Regions from separate parts of the Homo sapiens genome. Here region 1 is linked to region 2. Evidence: chromatin contacts called from ENCODE Hi-C data. All regions are on one chromosome and are shown on one strand. Each heading gives the region's core, a stretch centred on a gene start or an enhancer-like site at or near the end of the contact. The rest is flanking DNA. Distances are from core to core; before and after follow the strand shown.

What was found. A loop is a pair of places that touch in the nucleus more often than their neighbours do.
Region 1: a loop to region 2 is called in a map of tibial artery, with 5 times the contacts of the local background. The contact joins the enhancer-like site here to the promoter of COL5A2 in region 2. A Hi-C loop is called at or near these places in 2 of 168 maps with a recorded cell type or tissue (Caco-2 and tibial artery).

The regions. Positions count from the first base shown.
Region 1 is chr2:189,547,657-189,554,063 of GRCh38, forward strand. No RefSeq gene overlaps it. Among named protein-coding and RNA genes, the nearest start is that of SLC40A1, 30 kb to the right of the region's middle. Within about 2 kb of position 1,960, at least 7 of the 41 ENCODE cell types and tissues checked have a DNase peak (open chromatin) inside an H3K27ac peak, as active enhancers do.
Region 2 is chr2:189,178,121-189,184,097 of GRCh38, forward strand. It overlaps COL5A2 (collagen type V alpha 2 chain), which reads right to left and starts at 1,641. Exons shown (of 54, transcript NM_000393.5): 1 at 1,388-1,641. The coding sequence starts at 1,484.

The sequences.
Region 1 (6,407 bases), core at 710-3,209, 370 kb after region 2:
GAGACTACTTTCTTCAAAAGGACATCTTTGGTTTCCCCTCAGCTGGTGGGATACATATTCAATTACAATGATGCTGGGATTTCTAAAAATGTAGAAGAACTTGATACTGTAACAGTTGTCGAGTACCTTGCTTGAAACAAATGAAATCTAAAAATGTAGGTAAATGAGTATGAAAAATATTCACCATTTGTATCTATGTAGGAGGCATAGGGATCACTTCCCACAGCAAGTTGCTCTAGCCTAGGATACTTTAAAATGTAATTCAAGTTGTAAAATGTGATAGACATTATTATTTCCAGAAAATATCTACCAAATTATAGATTGAAAATCAATTGTATATAAGTCACTGTTTTGTAGATCCTATTTCAAAATCAAGCCACAACTACGTGAAAGAACTTGTCTGGGTCTTCAGAAATGATCCAATATTCAGGATAATTGTTGTTTACTGTGAAGGGCAGTCAAAAACCAAACCAGTTCTGAGTATTCAGATTAGCTCAGTGTTTCAGAGGTTAAGCGCTGGAGGCAGGTGTCTAGGCTTAGATCCCAACTGTATCCCCTAGTAACTACATTAGCTTTGACAAAGGTATCTAACCTCATTACGCATCAAGTTCTCATCTATGAAATAAGGATAAGCGTTGCCTTCCTCAAAAGCTTACTATGAACATTAAAAGAGACTGTACATAAACGGCCTACTCCAAAGCAGCCACTCAAGCTACTTTAGCTATTTTTAATTCATAGCAGTCGGTTACTCTATCAAATTAAGCTGATAACTATGCTTCTTTTCTTTTTTTTTTTTTTTTTTTGGCACTGAGGTATTTGGATTTCTATGGCTTTTTAAAAACAGCTTTATTGAGATATAATTCACATACTATACATTTCACCCATTTAAAGTATACAACTGAAAGGCTTTTAGCATGTTCAGAGTTGAGTAGCCATCATCACATCTAATTTTAGATCATTTAAAAATATTTTTTGCTTAATTAATTAATCTTTTAAAAAAATTTGTCATATTATTCCTGCCTCTTACAATTATTGCTAGGTTCTCTGTAAGTATATGTTGAATGAAAGAAGAAACCACTTTATTACTGGAACTGCCAGTATTTTTGAAGTTGGAGAAATGAATAAAATGTAATTAGCATGAGGACAATTCTGGATGAGTTTTTTCTTCCTGGCTGTGTCACAGGAAGTCTAAGACCAATCCAGCTTGTAGAGCAGAGAAAAAGCCACAAAAGTATTATTTTTCAACAGCTGGCTTGTAGGTTGGATAGTCTGCCCTGAGAATAGAATGAGTCTCCTGATCCAAATATATATAATATTTTTTAAAGGCTTGGGGGAGTAGCAAGGGCAACCCTATACTCCTAGGTGGTGTACAGAGTAGTAATAAAAAGTCACAGGGTGGGAGATCGTGAATGTCTTTAAAATTCTGAGGTCTGAAAAAGAACTCTGGATAAAAAGTACCTTAAGGTACATTACTTCACTTTAAGGACAGGGGAGTCTATTGATGTTTATTTCATCCCTAGCTAAGCAAAGATTGACTAAGATCAGCTATCCATGACTCAGCATTTGAGGGAGAGGGTTCTATTTAGTGTTAGCTTGGACAGGACACAGAAAGTTAGTACCTGGGCAGGAAATTTAAACCCTAGCAGTGGTATTCCAAGGCCGTGGTTCTGAGGTTGAGGTGAGATGGGCTAAAAATGAGATCAAATGGCAAATGAAGGAAAACTGGAACTACTTCACAAACTTGCCTAGGTTGAGTTCTGTTCAAAACACCCACAAACACACATTCACCAACATTCACATTCCTTGGTTCATACACACTGATTGAAAACATATTAGACTTTGGATTTTTCTTAAATAAATCAATAGGTTTTTAGCAAGCTAAACATGTTTATTGTTAACAGTCACCAGAAGTTTCTTTGGACTAGTTCAGGCAACAGCTGCATAAATATTTCTCACACTGGCTGTCTGCCCCACTCGCCTTTTTTGCAGGAAAGACCACATCTTTTTTTTTTTTCCAGTTTAGTTCACTGGTTGTATCTCATGTGGACTGACTAAAGAATGTTATTTCTAAAAGTAGGAGTGTTCCAAGTATAACTATGACTTCTGGCAACTAAAGAGAGGCCACTAAACGATTTTTTCCCTCTATTTTGCTGATTCCAGTTCATCCTTCAAGACTTAGCTCAGAATATTCAGTATTAAGAAATGAAGACCCATATAAATAAAACCATAAAGTAACACAAAGATTTGAATAAATGGAAGACACGCTATTTAATGGAAAGAAAAATTAAAAGGTTTGAAGTCAACTTTTCCAAATAACATTCTCTGTATTGCCAATCAAAATCTCAATGAGCTCGTTAAGAATTGACAAAATGATTCTAATGTTCATATAGAAAAATAAAAATGCTGGCCGGGCGTGGTGGCTCCAGCCTGTAATCCCAGCACTTTAGGAGGCCGAGGCAGGCGGATCACCTGAGGTCAGGAGTTCGAGACCAGACTGGCCAACATGGTGAAACCCCGTCTCTACTAAAAATACAAAAATTAGCCAGGTTTTGTGATGGGTGACTGTAATCCCAGCTACTCGGGAGGCTGAGACAGGAGAATCGCTTGAACCCAGGAGGCAGAGTTTGCGGTGAGCCGAGATTGCACCACTGCCCTCCAGCCTGGGCTACAGAGTGGGACTCCATCTCTAAATAAATAAACAAATAAATATGCTAAAAGAATGAGGAAAATTTTGAAAAAGAATGAGAACTTGTCCATGCATGTTATAAAGGTAGAACTGGTACTGACCCATGAATTTCTAGACTCCAGTGAGTGCAACAATAAGGTCTAGAAATAGTACCACATATACATGTGAATTTGGTATCCCATAACAGCTATTTAGTGGGCTCTTATTATATGTCATATATTATTTCTAAGCCCTTTACATACACTAATGTATGAATCCTGGAAACAACTCCAAGAGATACATAGAATTTTTATTCCTGTTTTATAAATGAGAAAACAGATTCATCCAGTTAGTAAGTAATGGAGCCAGTATTTGATCCAGGCAGCCTAACTCCAGCACCTATTAATTACTATACAGCATTTTATATCAGCAAGGGAAAAGATTATTCGACATAGGTAACTAATATGAACCCCACTTTATTTCTTATATCACAGCTAATTCTAGATGGCTTAATTTTATTTAAATAAAACTGTAAAAGTACCAGGGAAAAATATGAGTTTTTTAAAAAAAAAACTCTATGTGGAAAGACCTTTTTACAGCCCACCCAAAACTCGAAATCAAAATAGAGAAGACTGATAGACCCAATTCATAAATATTTTTAAACCAAAATTAAAGTCAAATAAGCAAAGAGGTGAAATAGCCATAGTGCATACGACAGACTAACATTAACATCCCCAGCATACAAAGATCTTTTACCAATCAGATGATGATAAACATGCCTATGAAAAACATGTATAATTCATAAAAATCAGAAAAATAGGCAAGAAATTGAAAAGTTTAACCTTACTGTTGATTAAAGAAATGCACATTCAAATAAAAATTCTTTATCAGATTGGCAAACATATAATAGATTGACAAAATCTGATGTTGACAAAGGTGTAGGAAAATGGTGATTCGAATTGGCACAACTTTTCTGGAGAGAATTTTGGCATTTATGAATCAAAATTTCAAATGTGTATAACTTATGATCTAGCAAGTTTTCCAGGGACCTGTCTGTGGAAATCATTGCTCAAGTACCCAAAGCTGTAAACACAGTGATGTTAATTATAGCATTATCTAAAACAGCAGAAAAACAGAAAACAACCTAATTGTCCTCTGGCTAAACAAAGGCATAAAGTATGATAAAATACTATATGGCCACGAAAAATTGTAACATGATTTTAAACGTATTGCTCTGCAATGATATCCAGGTTATATTGTTGAATGAAAAATTATCAAGATACTGAATAACATGTGAAGTATGGCAACATTTTTATAAAATTATGGGTATGCAAACACATGTACATGCATGCCTGGAAAGGTTATTCACTAAAATGTCAACGGCAATGATCTTCGTGAAGAGATTTTGGGTGAGTTTTACTCTCTTGTTTATATTTTCATGATTATTTGGAATTCTTGAATGAGCAAAAAAAAAAAAAAAACAAAAAAAACCACTACCCAAACAGAACAGACACAACTGAAGCATGTCTTCTCAGGAAGCCTTCTCTTACTCCAGGTTGGTCTGGACATTGCCCTCTAACCTCCCATAGCAGCCTATACACATCACCACAGCCCTTCCACATCACAATATAAAGATATTTATTTGTATGCTTTGCCTTTCCTTACAAAACATCAGTAAATACATCTGATATCCTATTATTTTGTTTTTCCTGTGCTGAGCTCAGTGACTGACACATAGCAGGCACCAATGACTCAACCTATTTGGGAATTCAAACTAGCCTCCCCTAAAATTATATATTGTAGGAGGGAGTAGGTGTGAGTTTTATGAGATTAAGATGTGTATTTTTCCCCAGTAGTTTTCATAAGCTAGATAAATTGTGGGGAAATACAAAGTAATGACCTATTTATATGGATCTACCTTTAAGCAAGGTTCAAGGTCCCACTAAATTAACATCCTTCAGAATTCTTATTGGAAGTACTGCTGTTTAAGTCTTGCTTGCTACTGACACTAACTTGATACTGGGAATATGTCTACTTTTCTGAAACTCTCACTTCCTGTATCTGCAAATTAGAAATGAGAATAATTCACCCAGCAACAGGAATGACTGGCGATGAGGAATAGCTAAGAGCGTTTGCTCGAGGGCTCTATTTTAAGTATGCCTCAATTCAGCTCCAAATTTTCCAGTGAACTCTATTTTGACATTGAAAAACAATGTTTTGGCACTACGCTATATTCAGAGACTTTCACAATAAGCTCCTCTTATCAGTTCACCATGTGATGTTTTCCTTTAGCCAGATCACTCATTTTATTCTGGGGTTAGCACTTTTGGACCATAGTTACAGATATGAACTGTGGATAGAAACGGTCTCTAACTTGTAACTATTATTATTTAGTAACGTAAAATACAAAATACATGGAAGAGGGGAGTAGGTAACATATTGGGGTACCCAGTATGTTACCTACCCAAAGGGTTAAAAGGAACCCCCTAACTGAAATTATTTAAAAGCTGAAAGACCTAAACTCCCTATCCAAACTGTTAATATATTCATAACCATATTTTAAGGGATGGTGTTGGTTTTGTGGTGTTGATGATTCTATTACTGCTTTTAACAATTCAAAGACATACTGGTATTAAATGAAGTTACAGCTTTACCCATTGTTAGACTAACCAGAGATAAGCACTTGGCATTATTTCCATCCTTAGGTCTTCAAGTAGTTATCTCATCATTAGTTTGTTTCCCTGTGTTTAGAAGGGTGTGATTTTCACACACTCCTCCAGCCAATGAAAACACCAGTTTTTAATAAGCACGTGAAAACTGTGACTCTTATTTTATAAACGTTGACACTGACAGGTTGATTCATGTCTGAGTATTTGTTTGATCTTTGGAAGTTAAACTTGGAATTTCTACAATGTGTTATGTTAAACATGTGTCACCATTTTGAACATAACATATTGCATAAAACTGTTTATAAGACCTGTATGCATTGCTAAGCATTTGTTTGCTTAAAATCAAAGATCTAAGAGTTTTAAGAACTGCAAAACATCTGAGAATATGAATGATATGCTGCCAGGAAAGAGAGAAAAACAAAGGACGATTAGAACTGAGAAGAGTGAAAAAAAAGTATCAGATGCAAATAACCTACAAGCCACAGTCAACACATTTGCACATGAAGAAAACAGTATAACATAATTTATAACACATTTTGACATATATTTATATTATACTTCAATTAACTTAGTTCTAAGATCATACAGTCTTTTCCTTCTTCTTTACACAAATACATATTTCACTTTTAAAAGAGGGCAGTCTTACAGTCAATTTAATGACTATTAACACATCACAATAATAGACTTTTGAAAAAGTCTGCTTATATCTTCCTAAACCTGTGTTTCCAAATGAATGGTATAAGTTGTTCTCCCATTAAGTCAACCACTGGGCTCATTAAGATATGTATTTGAGAAGAATGAGCTTGTTAGTAAACGTATAGATAAAAGATTTAGGTAAGGATTAGGACCTACTAAAGTGACTGCTGTTAAACCAGCTACATCTAATTCTCAATACTACTAATGTAGCTCTAAGCAACCTAAAACAATGACCCACTGTGAAAGATAAGTGATTCATCTCACTTGTTGCTTACTCCCTGACCATTCTCTCAGGTTTTATTGGTTACTGTATAACTTTTTATTAGTTATCTTTCATGATTTCAAATAATAGGCTTAAATTCTCTTTATTTTTTCAT
Region 2 (5,977 bases), core at 391-2,890:
TTACAAAGAAACTCAAAAGTTTTCACCTTTTATAAATTACCTCATATTTTAAAAACATAAAACGTAACATAAAAAGCTCCAAGTCTTAGAAAGTGCCCCCTCTATGGGACTCCTGACAGATTGTTGGATATTCATTTACAAATTCGTATTTTCACTTTTTAAGCTTTTTAGAACTTCTGATCTCTAGATTAATTTTATAAACTTTTTGAAACCAAAAACACACAGAAGCAGATATTTGTTCTAAAAATATAGATATATACATAGTATATATACATATATACCTGTATGTATGTGTCTATATATGAAAGTAATAGAAAAGGTTAATGAATGTCCAAAGTTTTAAAAGCTTGAGTTTGATGTTACATGGTTGAGTTGATGAAAATCTACAGTGGCTTATTTTAAAGGAGTACATGTCTGTATTTGAAATTGCAACCCTCAAGATTAAAGATTTAATAGAGGAATCAATTTAAATATTTTCTTATATACTACAACAGCTATGCATTTTTGCTTAACCATACCATATAACCCAACTGTAACATATGAAAATTGCATAGGAAAAAAATGTGGTCACCAGGCAAGATTTATCTTTAAAAAAAAAAAAAAAAAAAAGCTTGGGTCTAAGGGGTAATGTCCATGCAAATATTCCATGCCAAATAAGATATATACAAGACATGCTGATTTCCTGCCTTCCGCCATCCAACCGGGAACCACCACTGTCCTGTTAATCAAGCCAGTAGGGTGGGAAAATACCACTGTTTAAGAAATCTGGCTTCTATCAGCCTCTGTCATGGAGAAACAAACGAGACTGCCTCCCAGTAAGCAAAAGTGATCACATTTTCACAAATGAAAATGGTAAAAAGAAGTTTAAATTGTTAAAGAGGAAAGAATGAGGAGCCAAAGACAAAGAAAAATCAAAGCTATCAGAGTTGCTGCAGAGGTTTTACTAAACAAAGAATTTTATGAAGCAGCTGAAGTTCAGTACAAAAAGACTCCACCCTACCCAGCTTCTGCCGCGACTTTTCCTTGCTCTGAAAACTCCAGCCCACAGAACAGAGCTCCTCTAACTAAAATGCCTTTAGTGCTCCGTTTTAAGCATTCACTCTTTTCTTATTTTAAACGTCCCACTCTCACACTCAGCCAAAAGGACTTATTGTAGGCTTTCCCAGAAAAATTTAGTAGTGTACTCTCTCCAACGGTGGATCTAGAAGCTCCGGATTTACAAACATCCCAATTGTCTTTCAAGTCGTTTTCCAGGTGCAAATCCGTCAGCCCCCTTCTCAAACTTCAAACCAGAACCTCCTCTTCACGCTCTTCCTGAGGCTTAACATTCCACCTATTTCCCAAACCGTGCAATAAACACTACAAGCAAAGCAAATGGCAAACTCACCATCCTCGTCTTCTTCCTGGGCTTTTATTGAGACAAATTGCCCTAATAAAACAATAAGAATGAGGAGAGGTCTTGCTTCCGCCCAGTTTGCCATCATGTCTAAATATTAGACATGTGGGTTCTCCTGAGAGTGAAAAGTAGATTCTGAGGTTATTGTAGCACCATGAAGTCAGCTGTGGGCTCTTCTTTCAGCACCAGCCCCAGGGCAGCCTCTGCAAACCCCCTTTTTCAGCACCAGCTCCAGCACAGTCTGCGAAAACTTTTTTCAAGCGATGCAGCTTTAAATAGGAAGAATGCTGCCTCCACTTCTTTTCCTGCCCCTTTTCAGCTTGTTCAGGCTCATAACCATCCAGTGTCTGCCAAGCAACGGTCTGATTGATGGTAAACAACCAAATCAGAACACGCGTCTCTGTGCCTGAACTTTCCCTATTTCATTTAACTTTTAAGCATAGATGGGGCTTAATAACAGAAACAAACATTTGTTTCTCTTTTCTTTTATTTTTTAAGAAAGGCTGTTAGAAGAAAAGGGTTCTATTTTCCCCTCCCTAACCCTTCCCCCCAGACACACACCCTTTAACTTTTCCCCTATAAGCTGAAAAAGACATTCCGAAGGAAATCCAGCCTTTTACCCTAGTTTTTTTACATTTAGATAATTCAAGACTCTCTTCTCCACCTTAAATCTTTAAACAATCACATTTTAACCCTTTCTTTTGACTGAATAGGGAGTATTCTTATCCCCTTCTCAGATTCGGTTTCTTTTCCCATACTCTGGAAGGAGATTATTAGAATGTTGCCCAGGTAAAGTCCAGGTTAGAAAACCATTTTGGATAAATGAATTTGTGATACATTGTAATTTGAATTAAGAAAGCATGTCCTTTCCTAATTTCTCCACATCTCTTGTTAAGGGGCCACATCTTCAGGTTCCTCTTGTCCCAGAGAGTTTTACCATGTTGAAAAATAGTCTACTAAGCAGTGCAGAGGAATGGGAAGTACTCTACCTTTGGATGAAAAAAGGCTTGCTTCTGCCTTTTGTGAGTGGTTCTGCCACTCAATAATTTTGTAAATGTGCATATAGTCCTTTATCTCTGTGCACTCCAATTTTCTCATTTGAGAAAAGGGCTTTACCCTGACCAGTGTACAGGGTTTAGTGACACTAAAATGAGTAATGTATTATTAATGAAGCTCCAAATTGCAAAGAGCTACATAAAAGCAGATGGTGGTATTATTAGCTTTAAGCCAGCTTTGCAGGGAATATGATAGCCCCAGTTGAACATGCATTTTAAGGAAAATTATCGATGAACTTTTGTGCCACCCTCACACTTGCCAAGATCTTAATGACCTCAGAGAGTTCTATACAATCTAATGTATTTGCCACCTTGAGTCTCCCTAGAATCAGGATGGATGTTCTATACAATACAAGTGAGTCAATTGTTTATAATTATTGGGCAACAGGTGCCTTGCACTGTGCTAAGCACTGGGCAGAAAGGATGACATAAAAGAAATAAAAGACATACCCATCACCTTCAAGGAACATATGTAGGTGTTGAGAAACTAAATTTACAAGAAATAAAGATATATAAGCCAGAGCATATAAATATGTGAGGGATGCATTAAGCCCGGAGAAAGGAGAAATTATCAAATGAGATTAGGCAAGCAAGACATTATTACTGTTCTTAATAGAAGAAATCCAAGAACCTTTGCATTTTAGCTTTGGAACTAGACTCTGGATAAATATTCCAGTGGAGGTCAATTTTCCCGGTTGTTTCCAGCTTCTAACCCTGTACCTCTCAGTTTATCTTTTCATTTAGACATGTCCCATTTCAATGACTTCTGTCACCACCACACTGTTCTCAGGGGTGCCCTTCCACTTAATGAATGGGCTAAGTAAGGACCAAAAATCACCTTTCAGTTAATTCTTTCTAGAATATCTTAGAGAGGCTAGGACTTGAAATCCATCTGACTATATATTCAAAGATAACAGGAAGATAAGTAAATGTGGGGGGGAGGAATTAACCTTTCTCTGAGCTTGCCAGTCCTATTCTACCATGAGGCAATTTTAGACCAATACCACCCTGATACCGAAGGGCTGGCACAATTTTCAGGCACCTTGTGCAGCATTTTTACTGAAGTGCAAGACGGCAGACATTTATGGAGAATCTACAACTCTCAGATCCTATGCTGGAGATAAAACAATGATTAGGCAAGATTGCAGGACTTGTAGCAGAGTCAGTGTATGGAACACTCAGTGGCTGCTCAGATCAGTAGTTTAGTATCTGTTATCTGTTTGTTAATAAAGTTGTTTTAAATTTAACTATAAACATGGCTTATATAAGAAAGGTTAAAACCACCATGCAGTCTCTCATGGTTGCCACCAGTTTCAATCTCCTCTTCCCACCCTACTGAAAGCTCATGGTATGACAGAAGCATAGCAAATATTTGTCAGAAGACCTGAGATAAGTAAATATTCCATATTGTCCTTGTGAACTCTTGAAATCTTATTGCAATCAAGTCATAAATAGCAAAGTATTTTGCAACTTGGGCTTTTTCTCTATGTCTGGTTTTAGGGTCCCACATTACAATTTGGAAAAGACTAAAATATACACAGGTATTGACCAGGAATATCTGTTTAATATATGTGGTTGAATTCAGAATAGAGGACAATGCCATTTCTTAGTCCTTAAAGAACTGATTATAGACCTCACTGCTGCAGTGGGGTACTCAGAAATCTGTCCCAATTCCAGTGAAGCCTATCCTAACAGTGTATGTTTTGTAATAATATGTGCTAGTGGGTGAATATTTTCCAATTCTCACAGCAACCCTGAAAGGTACTTATTATTTTTCTCAAATCATATATAGGCGATTACGGTTCAAAGATGTTTACTTGCTCAAGTTTGCTCACCTAATAAGCAATAAATCTAGGGTTCCACTTCAGTGATGTCTGACTCCAGAGTGAATGTTCTCACCCCTTTTTAGCTCTTTTTAGACCTACTTGACACTCAAACTTCTATTACCACCACACTGTCCCCAGGAGGAGCCTATTTCCAATTAATGAATGGGCTGAGTAAGCACCAAAAATCACCCTTCAGCTACTTCTTTCTGGAATATATGAGAAAATCAGGACTTGTAAACCACCTTGCTAAATATTCAGGAAGAATAACAGAAAAACAAATAATAAAAATCAAAGGTTCTTGTATTTCTTCCACCAAGAAAAGTGATAATGCCTTACTTACCTAATCTCATTTTATAATCTTCCCTTTCTCCGAACTTCTGCTGAGCTTGATGCATGACACACATATTTATATGCTCTGGCTTATAAGAAAAATTGTCTCAGCGCCCTTTCAGGGATGATCCCTCCCTCTGCACTCCTTATCCCATTTCTTCAAATCTCCTTGCAGATGTTACTCTGTCAGTGTCTCCTTCTCTCTTCTCTACCTTCCACCTTTCTTCTTCTGCTAGTACCTTTCCTACAGCCTGTAAAGCTGCTCCTCACTAATAGTCAATCTTGAAAATAAAAAAAGAAGGGGAGGTTTCCCTTAACCCCACATCTTCTGTGGTCTCTTTTTCCCTTCCATTCCTTCTTCTTTCAGTAATCCTCCATCCCCATATCAGGATCTTATTTCTAGCACTCTAGTTTAGATTGCACTGGCAGAGACACCAACATCCCTTTGTTGATAAACCCAAAGATCTTTCTTCTTTCCCCTCCTAACAGTTGACATTCTGATTACTCCCTTAATACTGAAACTCTTTCCATTCATGGCTTCCCTGGTCTCACATACTCCTTTTATGCCTCCTGCTTTGCTAGTCAAACTTCCTTTTCTAATTCCTCTCAGAAAGTCATCTATGCTCTCCAATCTTGCACTATCAGCTTTTTTCCCTTGTTGCCCATTGACTTGGGGTATATTAACTATTAAATTAAATCCCTTGACTTTATTTCTGTTTACATGTTAATTACTCCTAGTCAAGGCCTTCCTCCTGAGCTACAGACCTATATTTTTCAAGTGCCTCAATTAAACATCTCCCACTGGAGAAGCATAAAACTCAGAATCCAAAATGAAACTATTATCTGCAATTGTTCTTTATACCAATTAACACTACCACCACCATCTTAGTCCCAAAGATCTGAAATAGGGAAGGATACTCTTCATTTTCCCTCAACCTGCATCCTATTACTCCCAAAGTCCTCTTGATTTTGTTATGCATTCTTTCATTCAATTACCCCTCTTTCTAAGAAAGCTGACTCCCAGTTACCTACAAAATATAATAACATGAGTTTAAGATAATAATAATAATGCATGCCTATTTCTTGGTTCCAGTCTTCTGCTTTCCTCTTGTTGTTTTATCCGGAGGAAACAGATTTTCCCAGACACATAAAGCAGTTTCACACCTCATAATTTTACTCAGGCTCTGACCTTTGCCTGAAATAACCACTTCCCTGGTCTAATTTATTCCCTCATTTAACAAATATTTATTGAGGGTCTATTATTTGTCAGGTTCTAATGAAGGCACTAAGGATACATAGCTGTGAACAACACAGACAAGGTCCCTGATTCCACACAGCTTACAACCTTGAGTGGAAAAACAGCAATAAAC